Regions from separate parts of the Mus musculus genome. Here region 2 is linked to region 1. Evidence: chromatin loops called from intact Hi-C (ENCODE). Cell type or tissue: left cerebral cortex. All regions are shown on one strand.

What was found. A loop is a pair of places that touch in the nucleus more often than their neighbours do. Peaks named below come from ENCODE experiments on the same cell type or tissue, not always from the same donor. Only the 100,000 strongest peaks of a DNase experiment are listed, where the experiment ranks them.
Region 2: it touches region 1 in a loop (4-fold over the local background); 11 of 42 quality-filtered maps call a loop at or near these places.

The regions. Positions count from the first base shown.
Region 1 is chr3:134,628,092-134,633,091 of GRCm38, forward strand. No RefSeq gene overlaps it. Among named protein-coding and RNA genes, the nearest start is that of Tacr3, 200 kb to the right of the region's middle. In left cerebral cortex, a CTCF peak has its summit at 1,923 (motif pointing left); DNase peaks (open chromatin) are centred at 1,276 and 1,825; H3K4me3 peaks cover 389 bases.
Region 2 is chr3:133,105,921-133,110,920 of GRCm38, forward strand. It overlaps Ints12 (integrator complex subunit 12), which reads left to right. Exons shown (of 7, transcript NM_027927.4): 6 at 1,019-1,165; 7 at 2,915-5,000. The coding sequence ends at 3,499. Among named protein-coding and RNA genes, the nearest start is that of Ints12, 17 kb to the left of the region's middle. In left cerebral cortex, no CTCF peak of the experiment used is centred here; a DNase peak (open chromatin) is centred at 2,748.

The DNA of each region.
Region 1 (5,000 bases):
TTATTCCTAATTGATTGCATTGTGTACTAAGGAGATACTGTCTCTCTGTTATCATACTGTGTATGATATTATCCTTGATCTTAAACTAACCAACTTGGAGGAATAAAGGGGGAAAAGAAAAGAAACATGTTAATTTGTCTTTTCTCAAACATGGAATACTCTGACTGTTACACAAATAGTAATTTTCTTTGTTATATGTTAAAAGTGTTAACAATTAGCCAGAGAATGGGAAGAAATGATCTGTGGGGAACTCTTAAGGGAGTGCGAATTCCAAAATTAATTTTAAACATCTATAATGAGGACAAGAATAGAGGAGAGACAAAATGAAAGGAAAGAGAAGGAGAGAAGAAATGAAGGAGGAGGAAGGAAAAAAAGCTAAAAGGAACAACTGATGCTTCCCGTTCACATCCGGGATGTCTGTCGGCCAGCTCAGGATGTCTGTCGGCCAGCTCAGGATGATTCCCTAGTCCAGAGCACCAGGTATGACCAATCCCATGTTTAAATAGGCCTGCTCCAATCCAGGTCTCTGCTAAAGGAAAGAATAAAACACTAGGAGAGAAATGGATCCTGTGGCTGACAAAACCACAAATATGCCACACAATTTCTATGAGCTATTAAATATGTAAAATTAAAGGAGGGGAGAGAGGTGGTGTTATCAAATCCATTGTATACACAAAAGTGAAAATTTCAAGAAATATATTTTAAAAATTCTTCTAAAAGGCTTTCAATACAAGATGGACAAGATCCCCCCCCCCGTGTGTGTTTGTGTGTGTGTGTGTGTGTGTGTACTTTTTACTGTTTTATATTTTTGTTTTTTAAGAAAGGAAAAAGAACATAAAGTTGGATGATGGTGGGGAATCTGGGAAGAGTTGGGGGATGGGAAAAATATGATCAATATATATTACATTCTGATTTTTAAGAGATAAAATGAATTCTAATTCCGTATTCAACAAAAAAAAAAAATCTTCAGAAAGTGACCATTTTAAAATAACATTTTACCATTGAGAAGAAGACATTGAAGAAATGATGTATGTTTCGAAATATTTTGAATTTAAAGACCTTTCACATTACCTAGCTAGGAGGACAGACAAACCGTGATTTTTTTTTTAAACAAATATCCACATATCATTCCCGTCTTCCAGACCTGGAAATGGATTTTATAGCTTGAGAGCATGACAGAAACATCTTCTGCTGGATTTAAAGGCTGGCTTCATGGTCGCATGAAAGAAGATTAGGGTGGGTGTGGGGAGAAGCAGGGCTGGACTTCCGTTCAAACGCCTCAACTATAAAAGATGAGTCATTGCTGCGGGTTAGTCAAGCTGACCCTTAGTGTGAAGGAATTGCAAAATGAAAAATAAATAACTCCACTGACTTAGAATATATGCCATTTCAGGGAGAGGGAGAGAGAGAGAGAGAGAGAGAGAGAGAGAGAGAGAGAGAGAGAGAGAGAGAGAGAGAGAGAGAGAGAGAGAGAGAGAGAAAGAACAACCCTTTGTGTTTGCTCTGCTAGGAAAAAAGAAAGAAACTGTGTATCTCTTAAGTGATGACTGATTATTTACCTATGAACGAGGCCATCCGTATCTTTATAGCTGTAGCTAAACACTATGTCCCTGTCATCAGTCTCAGCAAATGGAACAGCAGAAGCCCCCACAGAAGCAAGGGTGCAAATCCCTTTATCTGTCTTTGATTATATCTAAACGGGATGGTTAATGGGCCTTGTGCTGAAGCTTCTAGTAAATTGGCCATTTGCTTTCACGAACACATTCTGGAATAGCTTCCAGGAAAAGCAGGCAAATGAATTAATATTTACCTCTGTAGCCATGATTTCCCCCCATAGCTCCTCTTCTTCCCCTTGAGAATTATAGGAGAAAACGAAGAGCAACGAGTGCCACGGAGCCGCGATCTTCCAGTGCCACCTAGTGCTGCTTTTATTTCTGAACTGCGCTGGCAATTTTTATTAATGGCTGAGTAATTCCAGATGTTTTTGACTTACAAGACTGAAAGCTACTCAATCTTTATTCCACATGGAATGCTTCTCAGTAATAATTTCTGCAAATAAGAAAATGAAGGAAACAACACCCGGGCATCATGGAAGTTTGAAAGGGAACCCAGGCAAGATATCTTTAACTTTGTTTTCTGAAAAGTTGCCTTTTACAATTCTGAGCTCTTCCCAGGGGAACACTTTCTCCCGCTGTCAGCATTCGGTGGTTGCTTGCAGTTCTTTGTCTCGGGTTGAGTCTCCTTGAGTGTAGGGTGATTCTTCCACACTGGGTGTCGATTCCTTCCACTTAGGGTGTGGATTTCTGTTGTCAGCGCTCAGGTCATGTTTGGGCAGACGAGGGAGGAAAATGACGTAATTACCATAATCCCAAGAATGTTTTAAAAAATCAAATCGCTACCAAAAACTCAAGAAAATAAAAGCCATTTCTTTGATCTAAAAAAATACAGTTTGATCTATGAAAATAGCTATCTTAGTTCTCTAATTTGACAGAGTCCACTAATATTTAATGATTTTACTACCCAACCATCAAATAGCACAGATGAGAAATGTGAAAAACTCTGGCTGGTTGGTTTTCTTCTCTATTAAAATGAGGTTTTTAACCCTGCAGCATGCTAACCTTTGTTGTAAGGACTTTCTTCTCCGTCCATCTGTGTAAGTTCTGCTGCGGCTGACACTTTGTTCATGGGAAAGGAAAAGTGAAAATAAACAGCCTTTGAATGCAGTAGATGTGTGTGCGTGTGTGTTATGTAGGGTATGCAAGACATGTGTGCTGTGTCTGTGTGATGTGTGAATGTGGAGTATGTATATGTGTTATGTGGGTGGTATGTGTGTGTACATGGTGTGTTGTGTGTGTGAATGGTTTAAATGTGTTGTTTGTGGTGAATGTATAGGTGTTATATGGTATGTAGTATCTATGGTGTGTATACATGTGTGGTATGTGTGGCGTATTATGTGATATGCATGTATGTTGTATGTGAGTGTATTATATGTGGCATGTGTATGTCTATGAGTGTGTGGTGAATATGTGTGTGTGTGTGTGTGTGTGTGTGTGTGTGTGTGTGTGTGCGTGCGCGCGCGCGCAATGGAAGCTAGAATTCACTGAACCTGGACTTCGTAGAAAGGCTAGGATGGCTAGCCAACAAAACTAAAGGATGCTTTTGGTCCTGCCTTCTTGGTGGGGGAATGTATGTGTCACTGTGCCAGGATTTATGTGGGTGGTGGAGTGGTCATGTTTGTGGAGTCAGAACTGCCAACTTCTCTCACTTTCCCAAGAAGCCTTCTCCCTATCTTTGATTGTTGTGGACATTGATAATGCTGTTGCACAAGAAACTCAGCTCCACCTTAGTTTGACAGCATTATCTATGCTGAATTGCAAAGATAAAGGCACTTCCATAGCTACAAGATCTCCAAGTTATAAATTCAAATTCCAGGGTCTACAAGCAGGATGTAAAATTTTGGTTTAACATGCTAGTTAAACATTAAACAAAGTAAAGCTTCTGTGTGAAATGCAAGTGTGGAATGATACTTTGCAAAAGTGGTAACTCTTGAATCCTGATTGACAGTATTTTGACAGCACATTTCATCCTGTCAAAACTGACTGTGATTCGTGATGGATCAACTGAAAGAAAAAAAGAAAGGAAGAAGAAAAGAAAAAAAGTGAAGAATACATGGTATTCTAAAATTGATAACAGCTTATCATTTCTTTTAAAATATTCTTTTAAAATTAATTTATATTTTACACTCCATATTCAGTTCCCCAACCCCCCATCCAACTCTCTAACTCCTCCACATCCCACACCCCCTCCCCACCCCCCTGTCTCTGTGTGGATGTCTCCAACCTCCAACCCACCTGACTTCTAAAATCCCTGGATCCTCCAGTCTCTTGAGGGTTAAGTGCATCATCTCTGACTGAACACAGACCCAGAAGTCCTCTACTGTATGTGTGTTGGGGGCTTCATATCAGCTTGTGTATGTTGTCTGGTTGTCCAGTGTTTGAAAGATCTCAGGGATCCACATTAATTGAGACTACTGTTCCTCCTACAGAATCAGTCTTCTCCTCAGCTTCTTTCAGCCTTCCCCAGTTCAACAACAGCTGCTTCTGTCCATTGGTTGGGTGCAAATAACTGCATCTGACTCTTTCAGCTGCTTGTTGGGTCTTTCAGAGGGCAGCCATGATAGTTCCCTTTTGTTCTCTCTCTCTCTCTCTCTCTCTCTCTCTCTCTCTCTCTCTCTCTCCCTCTCTCCCTCCCTCTCTCTCTCTCTCTCTCTCTCTCCCTCTCTCTCTCATTCCACACACAGTCAAGACACACACACACACACACACACACACACACACACGGCTCTGTGTGTATGTTCCATAAATGTAGAAAAATTTTACTGAGTTAGAAAGCATAATGGAAGAGATAGAGTCCCAGCTGGACATGATTTTCACCAAAAGAAGTTTTTGATACTGGGATTTGGTTACATATAATTGAGTTGTTGGCCAAAGTAACCCCCTATCATGGGAATCTCCAAAAATGAGGCTGTTGCCAAGACTATAAATTGCTTTCCATAAACTCACAGTAAGGCCCAATTGCTGAAGACAACACCTATACAACTCATTCAACATAAGGATGTCCTAAATAGAATTTAGTGCCTAAATAGAATTTTCATCCCTATGTTCCAGTGTCGTTGATACAAGAATGTACTCTGCACACTATCAAAAGAAAAATGTAAACAACAAGCCAGCCACATACCCTTTATCTAAATGGTTTACTATTTGCATGTTAGGGCAACAGTGAAACAAAGCTTGGGAATAAACCAGTATTGAATTTGTCTTGAGGCACACTCCATGAGATAGAACCCATACCCAACACTGCCTAGGTGACCAGGAACCTATAGAAGAACCAAGTAATACTGGTCTAAAAAATAAGAAAAGAAAAATATATAGTGATAAATGACTCCTATTTATATTCTGGTATATTCATAGTTCAGTGACTTGTTCAGCTATCAACAGAGA
Region 2 (5,000 bases), 1.5 Mb before region 1:
TATTCAATATTTCAATGCATGGCATTTAGATTTAGAAACCTAGAGATGAGTTACTGTCTACAGAGGTCTTCTATAAATGTAGTATTTTCCCCCTAGTGCTGTAGCTGGAACTCCAGGGCCTTACATGCTAAGTATGCTTTACAGCTGAGCTGTATCCCCCAAGCTTTCAGAGTACTTTGTTTGAGGGTGGAGGCTGTGAGAGTCACACACAAACAGAGAGAGAAAGAGACTGGGACCGAGACAGAGCCAGAGAGAATGAGTTTGTTGGAGCTGGTTCTATCCCTCCACCTTTACATGGGTTTCAGGGATTACACTCGGGACTCCAGGGTTGTATGGAAGCTTCTTTACTCAGTGAGCCCCGGCCTTAGTGGGTTTTGTTTCTTTTGTTTGTTTACTTGTTTTACTTGTTTTTTGTCTGTATTTGTATCCCTAGCTGTTTTGGAACTCACTAGGTAGACCAGGCTGACCTGGAATTGACAGAGATTCAGGTTCTTCTACCTCCCATAAGTCTTTAAGACAAGGCCTTAATGTAGAAATCAGGCAGGCCTTCGTACTCCTTTTAGAGCCCAGGCTGCCCCTATGCTCCTAGTCTTCTTGCTTCCGCCTCCTGAGTACTTAGAGACAGATGGCACTAGGCCCAGATACTAGGCTGATTATCTGAGGGACTTAATTGAACATCCACAGATTTTGGTTTTTGTCAGGGGTTCCGAAACCCATCCTGCATGGGTAACAAAGAGTAGCTGTACCATAGTTTGGGATTTTCCTTTATTGAAAACAGGAGGGTTATCTTGTTAAAATAATATTTAACAAACCCTAATTTGCATGATTGATGGTATCATTACTCTTCAGAAACTAATGAAATCTGTAAAACTATATGTTGATTTCTTTTGATATTTCAATATCATCACAATATTTTTAGAACTATTGTTAACGTTCAATGTTTATAGTTTTTAATGCATTTTTAATTTTGTTATTTAATAAAAATTTTTATGTATAATTATCCACCTGTTTTTCATAGGCTCAGAAAACTCAGAAGCCACCACAGAAACCAGCGCCCACTGTTGTTTCTGTGACTCCAACTGTCAAGGATCCATTAGTCAAGAAGCCAGAAACCAAACTTAAACAAGAGACAACCTTCCTAGCATTCAAGAGAACCGAAGTTAAGGTAAAGTGTTTGTTTTCATCCGCGTTAAACCTCAGTGTGGCTGACTGAAGGGTAGGCTCTCATAAAACTTTGATGAGAAACTTTATTATGTGTCTGATGTTGGAAGTGAAGAACACTAATAATTAATTAGATAGGAGGGGAGCATTTATATCAGAATTTACTTTCTACACTGAAGTGTGAGGTGGTGCTAGGTTCCCAAGGTTGTAGTGCTTCATGTCTGTGCATCCTGGTTGTGCTCTACACCATCTGTCACTGTGGAGCAGCCCAGGCCACAGCGGTCATTAGAGTCAGGTGCTCAGCACAGCCACCTTGCTTTCCTGTCCATCCTTCATTGACCACTGGTCTCTTAGTCACTTTAAATAAGTTCTCTTTGGTGGAGCAGATAGTTTCATGTCTTATAGAAGGGAAAGGAGAAAAATGGATTTTTCAAACTGAAAATTAAGTTTGCCACACTGTGTTCTTTGCTTTCATTTTCTGTCACCAGCAGTGTGTGTCCCAGGAATTTATGTTTTGTAAGATGTTTTTCCTAATCAGGATATCATGAGATAATTATATAATGCTATTATAAAAATGTGGCTTTTCAGGACATGTGAACAAAAGTTTCAACTTTTCGTATCAATAAAAACCCCAAAGCACTCTTATTTTGATTGCTTTTTCTGGTGCTTAAAAGTAGTCATATACAGGCTATGTTGAAGGCAACTTTGTAAGAGCTAAAGAAGTCTTGCCTACTATTTCATAAGAGCTCAATTCTAAAATACAAATAGATATTCTAGATACTACATCACTATTTTTATACTTTATGTATTTTTCTCTTTAAATACAGACAGTCCTATATCTGACTTCCCCTTTGAATGCTTTTGTGAGCTTGTCTCAGTGTGAAGAAGGTAGACAGACTGTGAGTGGACAGAAGTCACCCTATATGCTTACAACAGCAATCAGCAATGCTTAGGGCCTCTTGTCTGTCTGTGTAGGAAGTTGATCAGAGAAGCCGAAATGTTAGAGTTGACACGTGAGCCAGGAGTGTGTCAAACCTCCCCAAAATGCCTGTGCCACCCAAGAGGCAGATGCAAAGTCTACTATGTGAAAGTTGGGGTCTATTACTATAGTTTCAATGGAAACACACTGCAAAACTGCTTTTATGAGTTCTTTTTAATGTATCCTCAGTTTACACATCTGAGGATATTTTATAGTAGAATAGATGTTGAAATTTTTGTGGCAACTTGATTATTTTAAGTGAGTGTAGAACTTCTATATAGACATTTCCTTTAACACATCTATCAATGATTGAATCTTTGTCTTAGGTATTTTCTCCTGAGTGTCTTGTGTGTAAACAGTTTTTTTTGGTTTGGTTGTTTTTTTTTAAATTAAAGTAGATTGGATTTAAAAGTGTCATGAGCTAGGTGAAACTTTGGGTGGTAAGAAAAGTGACTTGAAGAACTAAATCTGATTCTCTTCTGTCGTTTGTGACTGAATCTTAGGGCAGTTCCCAAAAAGAATTTCATGTATTTTCTCTGGAGTCATTAAAACAGTGTGGCATTCAGGAACTGCAAGTTGTGTAGCAGTCTCCCTGACTACAGAAACGCCCATGTGTTTCCCAATTCAGCTTCATAAGAACCTAATTTTGTTTTGTTGTCCATATTGTCCATGCATTACTTCTTTATATACAAGTAAGCATTTATATTCAAAGACATACAGGTGTTGATTATATTTGGCTCTAATGTAAGACTTATATTTTTTATTTTTTTTTAGCCATCCACGGTTATTTCAGGAAATTCTTCTAGTAACAACGTGTCCTCTTCAGTAACTAGTGGCCTAACTGGATGGGCAGCTTTTGCAGCCAAAACTTCTTCAGCTGGTCCATCAACAGCAAAATTGAATTCAGCAGCACAAAACAGTAGTGGAAAACCTGCTGCCTCATCCTCTAACCAGAAGCCTGTGGGTTTGACTGGTCTGGCAACATCATCCAAAGGTGGAATAGGTTCCAAAATAGGTTCTGGTAACAGCACTAGCCCCTCTGTCCCGTTGAAACCGCTTCCACCACTAACCTTAGGCAAGACTGGCCTGAGTCGCTCAGTGAGTTGTGATAACGTCAGCAAAGTGGGTCTTCCTAGTCCTAGTAGTTTAGTTCCTGGAGGCAGCAGCCAATTGAGTGGGAATGGAAATAGTGCTACAACGGGGCCCAGTGGAAGTACCACCAGCAAAGCCACATCAGAGACCAGCAGCAGTACCTCAGCATCTCTTAAAGGTCCAACTTCTCAAGAATCACAGCTCAACGCAATGAAGCGATTACAGATGGTCAAGAAGAAAGCTGCCCAAAAGAAACTCAAGAAGTAATATGGCCAGATAGATTTTTATATCATATTACTCTAAAACTTAAAAAACAAAACAAAACAAACAAAATAAAACCCTTACTGGGACAAAAGTTGTAATGTACTGTACCTTAATAAAAATCTTGATCAAATCTCTATTGTTTGTTACATTAAAATGCTAATATTATTTAGCCAAACTTGGATCTATTTATTTCAGTCTGTTTAGCATTTTTAATTTCCATAGTGTGTGAAAATAGTGATTATAATGACTGATGCATGACAAGAGCTTCAAGAAATTGATGGCGCATACAGATGAAAAGAAATGGCTCACCTGGTACCTTATGGGTGGCAGGGACAACTCAATAGAAAGTGTTCCAGCGTTTTATAAAATCTGAAATGTTCAGTGTCAGTCATTGTCCTCATGTCAGCTAGTATCTCTCTCCAATTACCTCCTCTTTTATCAAAATTAATTTTGAAAGTGATTTCCCATAGCTCCCTATCATGTCTTTAGCTCTCAACCACCCCTTATCAATTACTTAGGGCGTTATTTATTCCAGTAGATTATGAATGCTCATACAGTATACTTTCTCACGTTGCCCACTTTCCGTACCTGGCCAGTGTGTGGATATGTGCAGATATGTACATTTAATAAATGCTGACTTGGCTCATCCTGGTTGCACATTCTGAGAATCATTGAGAAGAGTATCCATTTCCAAGAGGCTTGGCAGATGGGCATTTATGACTAGTTTGCACCCAGCTTCTTCCTCATGGTGAAAGGACAAGCTGTTTTTAATACTTCAAGAACGTTTGGTGTGGTTTATCTTTGTATGAAAGAGGCTCCTACCTAATGATTAGTCCTTGAGGTTTCTGTCAGAACGTGCTCATATGCTTTGAATATTGTTAGGATATGGTTTGTCTTAAGGTTTTATGTGTTAGGAAGCATAATCCCCAATATGGCAATGGAGTTGGTGGTTGACAGGTGGAGCCTGTTGGGGGAAGAGTATGCCCTTGGGAAGGATTAATTAGTCCTCATATGTCCACTGACTAATTCTGGCCAAGAGTGGAGTTATAAAAGGCTATCCCAGAATTGACCCTTGGGCAAAATCTCCTCTGAACTCTTGCCGTGATGTGATCCTATATACATGGTCCAAGCCATTGTCTTGTAAGCTAATGAATTACCCATTAGTTTACATATATATATGTATATATGTACATACCCCAACAGAGAATACTTTCTGTATCTGACCAGTAAATGTATTATAGAAAAATAGCTTCCTTTCTTTTTTATAATCAATGAATACCTCATTATTTCCCAAAAATGAATCTTGTGATTTCCTATATTCATTGAGTCAAATTGCTTTAAATCTAATCTCAGTGTATCTTTATCCCTAGATGTTCTAACATCATTATTCTAAAAATAAATTGATAATCATTGTAAAAGAGAAAACTTTTAAATTAAGCTTGGTCTTTTTCTATGGAAGTATTTTAAACTGTTAAATAATGGCGTTAAATTGTTCATAATAAAT